Regions from separate parts of the Homo sapiens genome. Here all the other regions are linked to region 1. A link is a contact called in ENCODE Hi-C data. All regions are on one chromosome and are shown on one strand. The core of a region is the stretch at or near the end of the contact, and the rest is flanking DNA. Distances in the headings are between cores, read along the strand shown.

Evidence for each region. A loop is a pair of places that touch in the nucleus more often than their neighbours do. Pooled maps may share reads with other maps.
Region 2: a loop to region 1 is called in a pooled map, with 10 times the contacts of the local background. The contact joins the promoter of ZNF571 here to the promoter of ZNF284 in region 1. A Hi-C loop is called at or near these places in 5 of 50 pooled maps.
Region 3: a loop to region 1 is called in a pooled map, with 9 times the contacts of the local background. The contact joins the promoter of ZNF569 here to the promoter of ZNF284 in region 1. A Hi-C loop is called at or near these places in 8 of 50 pooled maps.

The regions. Positions count from the first base shown.
Region 1 is chr19:44,069,267-44,073,706 of GRCh38, forward strand. ZNF284 (zinc finger protein 284) reads left to right here and starts at 2,893. Exons shown (of 5, transcript NM_001037813.4): 1 at 2,893-3,025.
Region 2 is chr19:37,592,471-37,596,699 of GRCh38, forward strand. It overlaps ZNF571 (zinc finger protein 571), which reads right to left and starts at 2,322. Exons shown (of 4, transcript NM_016536.5): 1 at 2,271-2,322. It overlaps ZNF540 (zinc finger protein 540), which reads left to right and starts at 2,406. Exons shown (of 5, transcript NM_001172225.3): 1 at 2,406-2,625. RefSeq lists enhancers at 1,283-1,964, 1,764-1,893, 1,964-2,013, 1,965-2,647, 2,244-2,443 and 2 more.
Region 3 is chr19:37,464,236-37,468,803 of GRCh38, forward strand. It overlaps ZNF569 (zinc finger protein 569), which reads right to left and starts at 3,209. Exons shown (of 6, transcript NM_152484.3): 1 at 2,849-3,209; 2 at 1,078-1,238. It also overlaps a transcript of ZNF570 not described here. RefSeq lists an enhancer at 3,030-3,079.

The sequences.
Region 1 (4,440 bases), core at 1,643-4,142:
CGTTTAGTTATTTCAAATGTACAATAAATTATTATTGACTGTAACTCTGTTGTGCTATCAAATACCAGATCTTATTCATTCTATCTAAGCATAGTTTTGTACCCACTAACCATCCCCACTTCCCTCACCACCAACCTTAACTTTCCCTCCCTCTGGTAACCAACATTCTGCTCTCTGTCTCCATGCATTCAATTGTTTTAATTTTTAGCTCCTACAAATAAGTGAGAAGATGTGAAGTTTGTCTTTCTGTGCCTGACTTATTTCACTGAATGTAATGTCCTTCCAATTCCATCCATATTGTTGCAAATAACAAAATCTCATTCTTTTTGTGGCTGAATAGTACTCCATTGTGTATATGTCCATTTCCTGTATCCATTCACCTGTTGATGCATACTTAGGTTGCTTCCAAATTTTGGTTATTGTGAATAGTGCTGCAATAAACATTGCAGGGGAGGGTGCAGATATCACTTTGATATAGTTTTAATTTTTTGAGGAACCTCCATACTGTTCTCCGCAGTGGTTCTACTAATTTACATTCCCACCAACAATGTGCGAGGATTCCCTCCTTCACTCCTTCCACATCCTCACCAACATTTGATATTGCCTGTCTTTTGAATAAAAGCTATTTTAACTGGAGTGGGATATCTCATGGTAGTTTTGATTTGTATTTATCTGATGATCTATGATGTAGAGCACCTTTTCATATACCTGTTTGCCATTTGTATGCCCTCTTTTGAGAAATGTCTATTCAGATATTTTGCTCATTTTAAAATTGATTTATTAAATTTTTTCCTATTTGGTTTGAGCTTCTTATATTCTGGTTATTAATCCCTTGTCAGATGGATAGTTTGCAAATATTTTCTCCTATTGTGTGGGTTGTCTCTTCACTTTGTTGATTGCTTCCTTTGCTGTGCAGAAGCTTCTTAACTTGACGTGATCCCATTTGTCCATTTTTGCTTTGGTTGTCTATGCTTTTGGGGTATTACTCAAGAAATCTTTGCCCAGACCAATGTCCTGGAACATTTCCCCAATGTTTTCTTGTAGTAGTTTCATAGTTCGAGGTTTTAGATTTAAGTCTTTAATCCATTTCGATTTTATTTTTGTATATGGTGAACAACAGGGTTGAAGTTTCATTCTTCTATATGTGGATATCATGTTTTTCTAGCACCATTTATTGAAGAGACTGTCCTTTTCCCAATATATATACTTAGCACCTTTGTTGAAAATGAGCTCACTGTAGGTGTAGAAATTTATTTCTGGATTTTCTAGTTTACGCAGCACTAAAAAGAATGTACTGTACATGAAGTGATTTCTAGGATATGTTGTTACATGACCATAGAAGAGTTAGAAACGTGCTTTCTTTTAAGTAATAATGGAAAATAAGAAATCTACACATACTGATACGGTTTGGCTGTGTCTCCACCCAAATCTCATCTTGAATTATAGCTCCCATAATTCCCACATATCATGAAAGGGACCTAGTAGGAGGTAATTGAATCATGGGAGTGGGTCTTTCCCATGCTGTTCTCGTGATAGCAAGGACAGATAGAGGAGTGACTTTGAATAGAATGGGAGGCAGGTTTGCCCTAAGCGATTTCCAGCTTGAGATTTCCTTAGTGATTTTGGGGGCCCAAGATATTTTCCTTTCACAATACTAAGCAGTTTAATTTCTCTTAAATGTGGCATTTCCACGTCTAAAGAATATTAATATGAAAACTTTAAAAGTGGGAAGATAGCTTTTCCAGGAGGGCAATTGGCCCTCCATATTGGCCCTTGACAGGGCAGGAGCATCGCCATCTTGGACAAACACTGCCATTTTAAAGTTCGCGTTGATCAAAAACTGCCTAAATCCAAAGGGCATCAGCCTAATGGCTAAGGTCAGCATGACCATAAACCACAAATGACATCTCCAATCAGAAACATTCCAACCATAAGATAAACCCCTCCCTGACCAGAGACATGCCAGCACCGAGATAACCTCCCTTCCATTGGAGAGATGTCAGTCCCAAGATAACTTCCCCTCCAACCAGAGATATTCCAACCCCACAACAGACTTCTCCCCAATACAGAAACATTCTAAGCCTGTGGTAAGCTCTCTCTCCCTAAAGCCAATACATACTCTTAGTCCGTAAGAGAGAGCGCTCCTGACTGCAATCGGCCAGAAGGCCCTCTCGGTTTATTCTCCAAAACGAACCTGTCTTTGACTGTTGAGCCGCTTTTCGTGTTTTTTTTTTTTTTCTCTTTAACTCTTACAGCCCTCTTAAACACTTAAACTGTGGTTGTTTTTCTTGCCAAACCAGTGGTACAACAGTGTCTGGTTGTACCAGGGGCTGGTGCCCCACTCAATGCCTCTCCCAAACCATTTTTCCTGGCCCATTATTTAAGCTCTTAGATTTAGCCTCATACTATTAGCGTCTAGTATATTAGCCTTTCAGCCATCTCCTGACCGCTCCACAGTCACTCCCCGCTAACTCCTTGAAGATTGTATCTCCTTGCTTTGTTCTCTTTCAGTAACACTCCTGTCATCATGGGAGGCGTGTAGACTTCAGGAATTCCTGTCTATTCAATATTTTCTCTCGAGGACGCAGGGAGAGGGAAGGACCACTCTCAGGGCCACAGTCCATATTCCAAACCAGGCGCTTGGGTCTATGGGATTCATTCCTCGTGGGCATTGCAGGAAGTGTAGTCAAAGAGCACCGCGGAGTCCCACGCTTCCCGCCGGAAGGTGATACTATAGAACGTCTCCTTTGAGATTCAAGGAAGTGTAGCGCAGGAGATCTGTTGAATGACGAGCAAGTAGGCTCAGGACGGCGTATCCGGGGAATTCTGGGAAATGTAGTTCACACGCTGCGCGGGGTAGGGGCACTTCCGCTCCCGGGGGGCGAGGTTGCTGCAGTGCATTCGGTGGTAGTTTGGTGTCAGTCCTGTGTCTTGTCGGTCCTTCTAAACGTGTCCCCTTACGATGCTGGCTCGCAACCACCTGGAAGTTGACTAAGGGGAGAAGGAGTCTCGTTGGAAAACGGAGGTTTGGAGGGACAACGGCCTCTCTTTTCGTTCTTGTCAGCGGAGCCTTCTTGGTCTTGGGGCTGTCCTCGCGTCCCCGGGCATGAGGCTGGGGGTTGGGACTTGGTCGGGACGCGTCTCGCCTGGTTTGAGGGTTTTTGGGGCTCTCAGCTCGCTCAGTCCGCCTCCCTCCATCCCACCTGTGAGGCTACTTTCTCACAATTTAGGGTTGGGATGTTATTAATCTCCCTGTACCTCCCACTGCTGTTCTTTAAAATGGGGACTTTAGGACCATCCTAATGAAATCGTTTTGGGAACTGGAAGAGGTAACACAAATGAAAGCCTTAAAGCAGCCCCTCCCTTAGTGACTGGTGGTCTCTTCTTAGTGTTTATTTCCCACGAAGCCTGTCAGGTCCCCGGGTGGGGTCAGAGCTCCATCTGCAGGGATCCCCGCCCTTGTCTCTGATTCCTGCAGGACGCTGGGTGATCCCGGACGCTTCTGACCTCTTTTTAGGAAGGCGAGGGTTGTTTCCATTTCCACGAAGGGAGAGGAACATTTAACTTTTATGCCGGACGGCAATGCGGTCAGGGTGTTTCACAGCTTTCTCCTTCCCCAGCCTGATTCTCAAAAAGAGCTGCAGGGAGGGACTTCTTGGCTACTGAGGGCAAAGTTCCACGAGAGTGGTCCTTGGCTTTTTTTCTTTTACAGAGATGCTCACCCCGACCAAGAGTGTAGGATGTGTCCTCAGGCATGGGTGTTGATAATAATTAAGCCTCAATTGGTAACTTTATCCCAAGAGCTTTATACAAGTAGTCACATTTTCGCCACACCGTGGCTCTGTGGAGAGGTACTACTTTTTTCAGTTTTAAAGATGAGTGAGATACAAAGGAGCAGGAGTTATCTGAGAATAGTCACCTAAGCAGTAAGAGGTGGAGCTGCGGTTGAAACCTGGGCGTTACAGGTCAGAGCCTTAGTTGATAATCTTTTGGATACATTCTCATTGAGGCAGAGGAACTAGCTGGAATCTAGTGGGGAAAGCAAGCTAGGACTTGATTGAAGGGAGCCTTGAGAGCAAGGCTTATGGGCTTGGACTGTTCTGGGAGTTTATCAACTATTTCATTCATTAGAACTATTTCATTTATTACAAATATTTCACTTGTTATGCAGCGGTATGATTGTGGAGCGTTCAGAAATTGGAGAAATACGAGTAGTACAAGTTTATAATTACCCATGAATCCAGCATGTAAAGATAGTAACTGTTAAACTTCGAGTGCATTTTTTTTTTTTTTTTGAGACAGAGTCTCACTGTGTTGCCCAGGCTGGAGTGCAGTGGCACGATCTCGGCTCACTGCTAACTCCGCCTCCCAGGTTCACGCCATTCTCCTGCCTCAGCCTCCTGTGTGAGTAGCTGGGACCACAGGCGCCCGCCACCACGC
Region 2 (4,229 bases), core at 1,072-3,571, 6.5 Mb before region 1:
AATACCTATGAGTTTTTGTCCTCTTCCTTCTCAAAAACCAAGTTTCACCCACTTGGAAGGTGATATCCTCCACCCTCATTGAGAATGCATGCTTTAGGTGAAAAAAAGGAAAGGATTAAATGGACAGCATTTAAACACATCAATATGACATCACTGAAAGTGGGACATCAGACTGTAAGGGCCTCATGATGTGATGTAATAGGAAGTACACAGCACCAACTATGAATTAAAGGTGATTTAGGGAAAATCTGATCCAAATTCCATCAAACCTCTAGATCTAACTGCCTGTTTACAGAAATATGAAGGAACGGAAAACAAATTATAAGACAGTACAAAGAAGCAATTAGCTAAAAGCAGTATACAGAATATTCTACGGGACAGATGATCTAGTTTTTCTACAAATCAACAGCACCAATTAAACCAAAACAAAACACAGGAGGGAAACTATCATGCATTAAGTAAGTTTAACAGGTTTGGCCACCAAATGCAATGTGTGGACTCTATCTGGATCCAGATTTGAACACACCTATTGTAAAAATATGTCTTTGAAATAATTGGGAAAATCTGAATATGGGGGTATACAAGATTATGAAATAACCACCACGCTGTTACACCAACATAAGAAACAAATTTATTGTTTTAAACTTATTGTTAGTTTTTTTTTTTATGTTGGTATAACAGCATCATGGTTATTTTAAAATATAATGTCCTTTTTGGTAATATATGCTTATAAGAGGATAAAATACAATTTTGAAATACTATAGGAAAAAACGGGGAAGGATTGATACAAAGGTATTTACAAATGTTTTTAATTACAGCTAGGTGTTGAACATGTTGGGGTTCGTATTATTCTTTAGCCTGCTTGAAAACATCCACAATAAAGTTAAAATTTTAAAACTCTTCAAATTTCCCCCAGAAAGTACAGTTATTTTTCATCAAAACCTTAGACCAGGCCAGGCGCGGTGGCTCACGCCTGTAATCCCAGCACTCTGGGAGGCCCAGGCGGGTGGATCACGAGGTCAGGAGATCGAGACCATCCTGGCTAACACGGTGAAACCTCGTCTCTACTAAAAACACAAAAAATTAGCCGGGCATGGTGGCGGGCGCCTGTAGTCCCAGCTACTCGGGAGGCTTAGGCAGGAGAATGGCGTGAACCCGGAAGGCGGAGCTTGCAGTGAGCCGAGACCGCACCACCGCACTCCAGCCAGGGCGACACAGCGAGAATCCGTCTCAAAAAGCAAACAAACAAACAAAAAAATCTTAGACCAGAAAGGACTGCTGTATCATTGGGTGGAAAGGAGAGGTGTAGTGTGGCTGGGGAGTAGAGCTAAACTGATGATCCCATCCCCGCAGCATCATTTATGGGGTGCCTAAGGACCAGTCACTAGCATGGCTGGTTCTTCCTTAGGAAGATGTTGCTGGAGGTAGAAAACGTTTCGGAAAGGAAGAAATTTGAGGTTAGAAAGAAAACAGGAACTTCACACAAGACTTTCAGAAGTGCGATATTCTTTTCCTCTGGGTGCCTCTCTTGGAAAACGCAGAACCGAGAAAAGAAATAAGCATCATAGAACATCAGAGCTCTCGGAGCAGACGAAACAATTTAGGATAACACCAACCTCTAGAAAGGGATTAGTCTTCCCCACAGGGCTGTCAAGCTAGAATAGGACATCTTTAACAGTGGTCTTCTTCCTAAGACACTTCCAGGGGTAAAGCCTCACCATCAGGGAAACTTCAAAAAGAGCCTCTTACTCTGCAAAGAAACTGCAGCAGCTGTAACCGCACGATTCTCAGCTGGCTTAATGATGTCCGTGTCACACGAGGAGTACTGCGGCCCGGGAGGGGCCAAGCGCTAGGAGCATTAACAGGCGGCAGGTGAGCCCACCCCGCGGCCGCACAAGCGCACACGCACACGTCCAGGGCGGAGGAACACTACTAGTAACACCCGCCTCCTTCTAGCCTCCCTATCCCAAAGTTATGGTGCCGATTTTGTCCGCGGCAGGGGCTCCAGGGGCACACTCATAAATTCGGTGCGGAGGAACACAACTAGCAGCACCACACCCCCGCCACTGCCAGAACCAAAGTGACGGTGCCGACACCCCTCCGCAAGCGCAAGGCCGACTTCCATAAGTAATTAGCCAGAGCACCGTCCCGTTCCTGTCAGCACCGAGCCCCAGCCAGGACACCGGTATTCCCAGCACCATACAAGAACTACTTTTTCGATGAAGCAACCCAAAAGCTGCGAGCGGTTCCCGGTGAGGCCGCCCACTCACCTGGCCGGCGCAGACAAGCTCCGTGCGTCAAGACATAACAGCGTAAGTGTACGACGTTGCGCAGCGACGCGGGGGCCTTCGGGAAATGTAGTCTACAACTGGAAACCGGCCGGATCGTGTCTGCGCAGGCCCAGCAGCTAAGATCGGGTCCGGCGCTCCAGAACAGAACGATCCCTGAGGCTCCCTTGCTCGAACTGTGGGACTTACCCTACTATGGTCCGAGCCTACCCTATTTCATTATACTCAAGTAACGCCCCAGAAATTCCAGAGAATCTCACACAAAGAGGTTGAGTCTTGCCGTGGTGCCTTCAGGGGAATGTCATCCCGGGCTAGAAGAGCTGCAAAAGGCTGTCAGGTAAGGTCTGGATTTCTCTCTGACAGCTCTGGCCGTGACGCAGTGGCCACGATACCGGGTTGCTGCTCAACGGGGTTCGGAAGTGTGACGCATTCTTTGCGGCCATGTGTGTGTGTGTGCGTGTGTGTGTGGGTCTGTGCGCGCGCGTGTCCGAGTGTCCTCTGTGGGTGCAGAGTGGGTAGTGGCCATGCCTGTGTGATGTGCGTCAGATTATGCTTGAGGCTATTAGTGGCGCATTTAGTATTGTGTGCGGAAGGGTCTTGGGAATGGTTTGATTATAGCTTTGAGGGTGACTGATGTCTGTTTAATCAGATTCAGCCTGCGACTGAGTATCTTATAACCTGTAAGAAATTGATTTTTCTTTGCATGGTCATGAATTTAAAATAGATTCCCATGAAATTATATAAATGTAGTGAATGATTCATTGAGAGTTCGCCTGTGGCAGTGAATGTGGGGAAAGAAGTGTGTGAGCATAATATGGTGAGAATGAGCACGATTGTGTGCAGCGCTGTATTATAGTGATATCTCCTGGCTTCAGTTTTCTCACCTGTAAAGTGAGGGTGTCAGTCGTGTAACGCTTTGGAACAATGCTTTTTAATAGGAATTTCTGCAAAACTGAGTTCCATTTTTTATATCTGTGCTCTCCAATATAGTAGCCACTAGCTACATATGGCTATTGAGAAATTGAAATGTGGCTGGTTTGACTGAGGAACGAATTTTTTAAATTGTGTTCAATTTTAATAAATCTAAATGTAAACAGCTATATATGGCTAATAGTCTTCCTATTGAACAGTACAACCTGGAGCATTAATTTGCCTTCAAGATTTGAAGGGGGTAAAAACTTAATTCATCTAGCAAATATTTGAAAATGAAATTCTTAAAACTTCCTTAAATTTTTTTTTAAATTTGAGATGATTGTAGATTCATATGAGGTTGTAAGAAATAATAGAGACATTGTGTGTTATCTTCAACTTAGTCTTCTCCAATGACAACATCTTGCAGGACTGTAGTATAATATGACAACCAGGATGTTGACATTGATAGTCAAGATAGATCATTTCCATCACCTCGAGGATCTGTTGTGTTGCCCTTTTATAGACAAATGCACTTTCTTCCCTCTTGTTTGAAGATATTCGCGTCAACATTAATGATAATGTAGGCATACCTCATTTTATTGTGCATCATTTTATTGCACTTTGCAGATACTGTATTTGTTTGTTTTAAAGAGACAGGCTCTCACTGTCTCACCCAGGCTGGAGTGCAGTGGTGCAGTTATAGCTCACTGCAGTCTCGAACTCCTGGGTTCAAGGGATCCTCCAGCTGGCCCACAAAGCCTGAAATATTTATTATGTGGTTCTTTGCAGGAAAAGTTTGCAGACTCCCAATCTATATTATTTCTGATGGCTACTTTATTTTCTATTATATGGATACACTAGAATTTATTTAACCTGTTCTTTATTGAAGTCTAATTTATGTTTGTATCTAGCTTTTTCCATTTTAAAATTAGTCTATCTGCACCTGTCTGCATATATCCTAGTGAACATATATAATTATTTTCCTTAGACAGGGTCATAGGAGTGGGATTACTGAAACATCTGGCTCAT
Region 3 (4,568 bases), core at 1,959-4,458, 6.6 Mb before region 1:
ATGGAGTACAGTGGCGCAATCTCAGCTCAATGCAAGCTCCGCCTCCCGGGTTCAAGCAATTCTCCTGCCTCAGCCTCCCAAGTAGCTGGGACTACAGGCGTGTGCTACCACGCCTGGCTAATTTTTTGTATTTTTAGTAGAGATGGGGTTTCACCGTGTTAGCCAGGATGGTCTCGATCTCCTGACCTCGTGATCCGCCCACCTTGGCCTCCCAAACTGCTGGGATTCCACCGCGCCTGGCCCATTTTTAATCTTTATATACTGCATTTTCACTGTATCTTTTCTGTGTTTAGATATGTTTAGATACACAAAGTCTTACTACTGTGTTACAGTTGCCTATGGTAGTCAGTACAGTAACATGCTGTACAGGTTTGTAGCCTGGGAACAATAGGCTGTGCCATATAGCCTAGGTTTGCAGGAGGCTATACCATCTAGGTTGTGTAAGTATACTCCATGATGTTCATACAAGGACAAAATTGTCTAACCATGCATTTTTCAGAATGTATCCCCATCATTAAGCAACACAATTGTAGCTTCCTAATTGGTCTCTGTGCTTCTTCCCTTGACCTCCCTGCTCTTTCCTCATTCGTCCTCCCATAGGCCATTCTCATCAGAGCAGCCAAAGCTGTCTTCTTAAATTGTAAGCAGATAGTATCACTTCCATGCTCAAAAACCCTCCAGCAGCTTCCCATCTCACTCAGAGGAAAAGCCAAAATTAATACTACGGGCCATAAAGCCCAATTTGATCTGCCCTCCTCCCATCCACTTACCTTTCTTCTCTTCTCTCCCACTACTCTCCCCTTCAATTATTCTATTTTAGCCTCTTCATTAACAGGCATGTTGCCACTTCAGAGCCTTTACAACTGCTGTTCCCTCTGCCTGGAATAACTTTTCTCACTCACGCATAAATAGCTCCTTTACTTCCTTCATATCTTTATTACTACCTTTTCAGGATGCCTTCCCTGGCGAGCCCATCTAAAACTCAGACTCCTATCTCTAGTTCTAAATATCCTCTCACTTCACATTTTTTCTTAGTATTCTTCACCATTTAAAATACTTCATACTTAATTTACTTACCTTGTTTATTATCCAGCCCACAAAAATGTAAGTACCATGATAGTAGGGGGTTTGTCTCTTGTTCACTGCTATATCCCAAGCACCTAGGATTGTGCCTGTTACACAGACAGCCTTCAATAAATGAGTCTATGAATGAATGAATCCTTAATATATGAAGAACTCTGGAAAAGAAATTTGAAAACAGAACACTACTTTAGAAAACATATAATTTACAAAAGATTTTTTTAAATGCTTGACTTCAATAAGTAATGAAACAATTGTTTTAGAGCAAATTAATTTATATCCATGAGGTTAACAAAGATTACTACTATTTAGAATATCCATTGTTATCAACAGTGTATGAGGATATAAGCAGTCTTATACTATGCCAATAATACTGCAGATTATTGGAACTTTACAGAATAATTGGATAGGTTCTGGGAACCTTTAATAAAAGCATACATTTTAACCTATCAATTCTACTTTTAGGAGTCTGCTCCCCCTCCAAAAAAATTTAGAAAAGTATATTTAAACACGTGCCAAATAGTTGCTGATAAACACAGTTTATAATTTCAAGAAGCTACAGAGAACTAAATCACCCATCAACAGGGGTAAACGTATACCATGAAATACTTTAAAATGAATGCATAATTTGTGATTGTTTAAATGGAAAGATACTAATCATACATTGTTAAACAAGAAAGGTTGGTTACAGAGCTGTATGTATAGTGTTACTGCAATTTTGAAGCCATTATGCACACATATAGAACATATGAATGTATACGTATGTATACACAAAGGCGGGGGTGAAAAGATGGAAAGTAAATTTTGACAGTAGTTGCATGGCCTGTAGAACTATGAATGATTTTTGTTCTTCGAGCTTTTCTGTATTTTTCTCCACCCCACTCCACTCCCCAAATGGGGTGGAGTAGGGAAGGAGGAGAATGAGTTTAGTAAGTACACAAAACAACGTAGCTAATACACGAAAATAAAATTAAAAATAAATAAATATTAAAGTGTTGGGGATATCGATGTTTCATATAAAAACATATTTCCGGCCGGGCGCGGTGGCTTACGACTGTAATCTCAGCACTTTGGGAGAACGAGGCGGGTGGATCACCTGCGGTCAGTTGTTCGAGACCAGCCTGACCCACATGGAGAAACCCCGTCTCTACTAAAAATACAAAATTAGCCAGGCGTGGTGGTGCGCCTGTAATCCCAGCTACTCGGGAGGCTGAGGGAGGAGAATTGCTTCTTCCCAGGAGGCGGAGGTTGCGGTGAGCCAAGATCGCGCCATTGCCCTCCAGCAGCCTGGGCAACGAGAGCGAAACTCCATCTCAAAAACAAAAACAAAAAAACAACGTATTTCCAATGACCAAAGCTAAAGACATGCAGCGCTGGCACAAACGCCAAGTCTCACACATCTACACCCACAAGCACACCCTACCTTGTATCCACAGTTTTTCATTCATTCAAGATCCCACTGTCATGCACGTTTGCACGCAGGTTCATACTGAAAGATAAAAGGGAAAGCGCCTCCACGAAATCCGCTTACGGACACGATCCCGGGGCCACACTCAGCCAGACGAATGTCTGGCAAATGACAGTCACTTCACGCCAGACTCTCACAGTCCTTCACACGCCACTCCCACTGCCTCAGGGAACCACAAGCACAGGCATCGCCCCGCCCGGCGTCCTCCTCCAAAGATTGGGGCACCAGGACCGCGGGCCCCCACTCCCACCCAGCACAAAGAGTCCGGCGCTCAGAGCTAGCGGTTTCCCGAGGACTCACCACCAAGCCCGCGGACACAGGCCCCGATTCCACACTTAACGCTGCCAAAGTGGCAGAGCCGGCGCGGGCTGGGACAGAGGCGGCACTGAGGCCGGCGCTGTCGGTGGCTGAGAGCGCCACAAGTCTCGGTCCGTTACACCAGGGGCGACGCTTCCCAGAGGCCCCCGCGGCTCACCCGGGCGGGACTGGCTTCACTGTTTGCGCGTCCTGAGAAGCAGACCACGGTGTTCCAGGGCTCACAGCTCCGCGCAGGGGAGCTCAGCCTAGGTTTTGCACGAGCGGCCTCCCGCGAGCCCAGCTCTGAGAGATTGGGAGCGCAACTTGGTGCTGAGAAGAATCGAATCGTTCCGCTGCTTCCTGCGCCGAACTACATTTCCCAGAGGCCTTCGCGGCCCTACTTCCCCGACCCCACCTGCAAAAAGGCACTTCCTTCTTACAGTCGGCTGGAGCTGCAGGTTCGCAAGGTCCGTGAAGGAAGCCCGGCTCAGTGTGTTTAGTTCCGTCTTTTTGGGTCTCTACCTGAGGCTAGAATACAGCGGGGTGAAGGTGGTGAGAGCTCCAGGGCCAGTGAAGGCCGGGTCAGCTGGAGCCTTAAGGTCCTGACAGCGGCTAGAAGAGGGAGGAGTGACGTAGTGTGACTGTATGTGTGAAACTTCGGCCATGGAATTTGGAGTGGGGTTTCCAGGGCGAGAGACCCTGTCCAGTGACATCTGAGGTCGTGCGAATATGCGACCTTTTGTGTGACCATGGTCGCGTTTTATATTCTCGTGGCTGTTTGATTCTGACCTTGCAGTTTTGTCAGAGACAATGTGCATGTATTTGTTCTTTCTGGACTTCTCGATTGTGAGTGTGACAGTGTTATTGGATTTCATGACCCGGGATCGTGAGCGAAAAGTAGTGTGGCCAGACCGCCTGACTTCTAAACAGACTTGGCCTTACTAGCTGTGTCATCTCAGACTAGGTACTTAACTTCTCTATGCCTTTCGTGTTTTTTTTTTTTTGTTTGTTTTGTTTTTTTTGAGGCAGAGCCTCACTTTGTTGCCCAGGCTGGAGAGTGCAGCGGCGCGATGTTGGCTCACTGCAGCCTCGAACTCCCGGGCTCAAGCGATTCTCTGCCTCGGCCTTCCGAGTAACTGGGACCACAATCAAGGGACACTCCGCCCGGCTGATTTTTGTTTGTTTGTTAGTAGAGATAAGGTCTCGCTATGTTGCCCAGGCTGCTCTCGAACTCCTGAGCTCAAGCGATCCTCCCGCCTGGGCCTCAAAAAGTGCTAGGATTACAGGCATGAGCCGCACGGGGCCGGTCTTAATACCTTTAATAAAGAGATAATAGGCCGGACGCGGTGGCTCACGCCTGTGATCCCAGCACTTTGGGTGGGCAAAGCGCACGGATCATTTGAGGTCACGAGGTTTTTGTTTGTTTGTTTTTTAAGACGGAGTCTTGCTCTGTCGCTCAGGCTGGAGTGCAGTGGCGCGATCTCGGCTCACTGCAACCTCCGCCTCCTTTCGCCTCCCAGGTTCAGGCAATTTTTCTGCCTCAGCCTCCTGAGTAGCTGGGACTTAAGGCGCGTGCCACCACGCCCGGCTAATTTTTTTGTATTTTTAGTAGAGACGGGGTTTCACCATGTTGGTCAGGCTGGTCTCGAACTCCTGACCTCGTGATCTGCCCACCTTGGCCTTCCAAAGTGCTGGGATTACAGGCGTGAGCCACCGTGCCAGG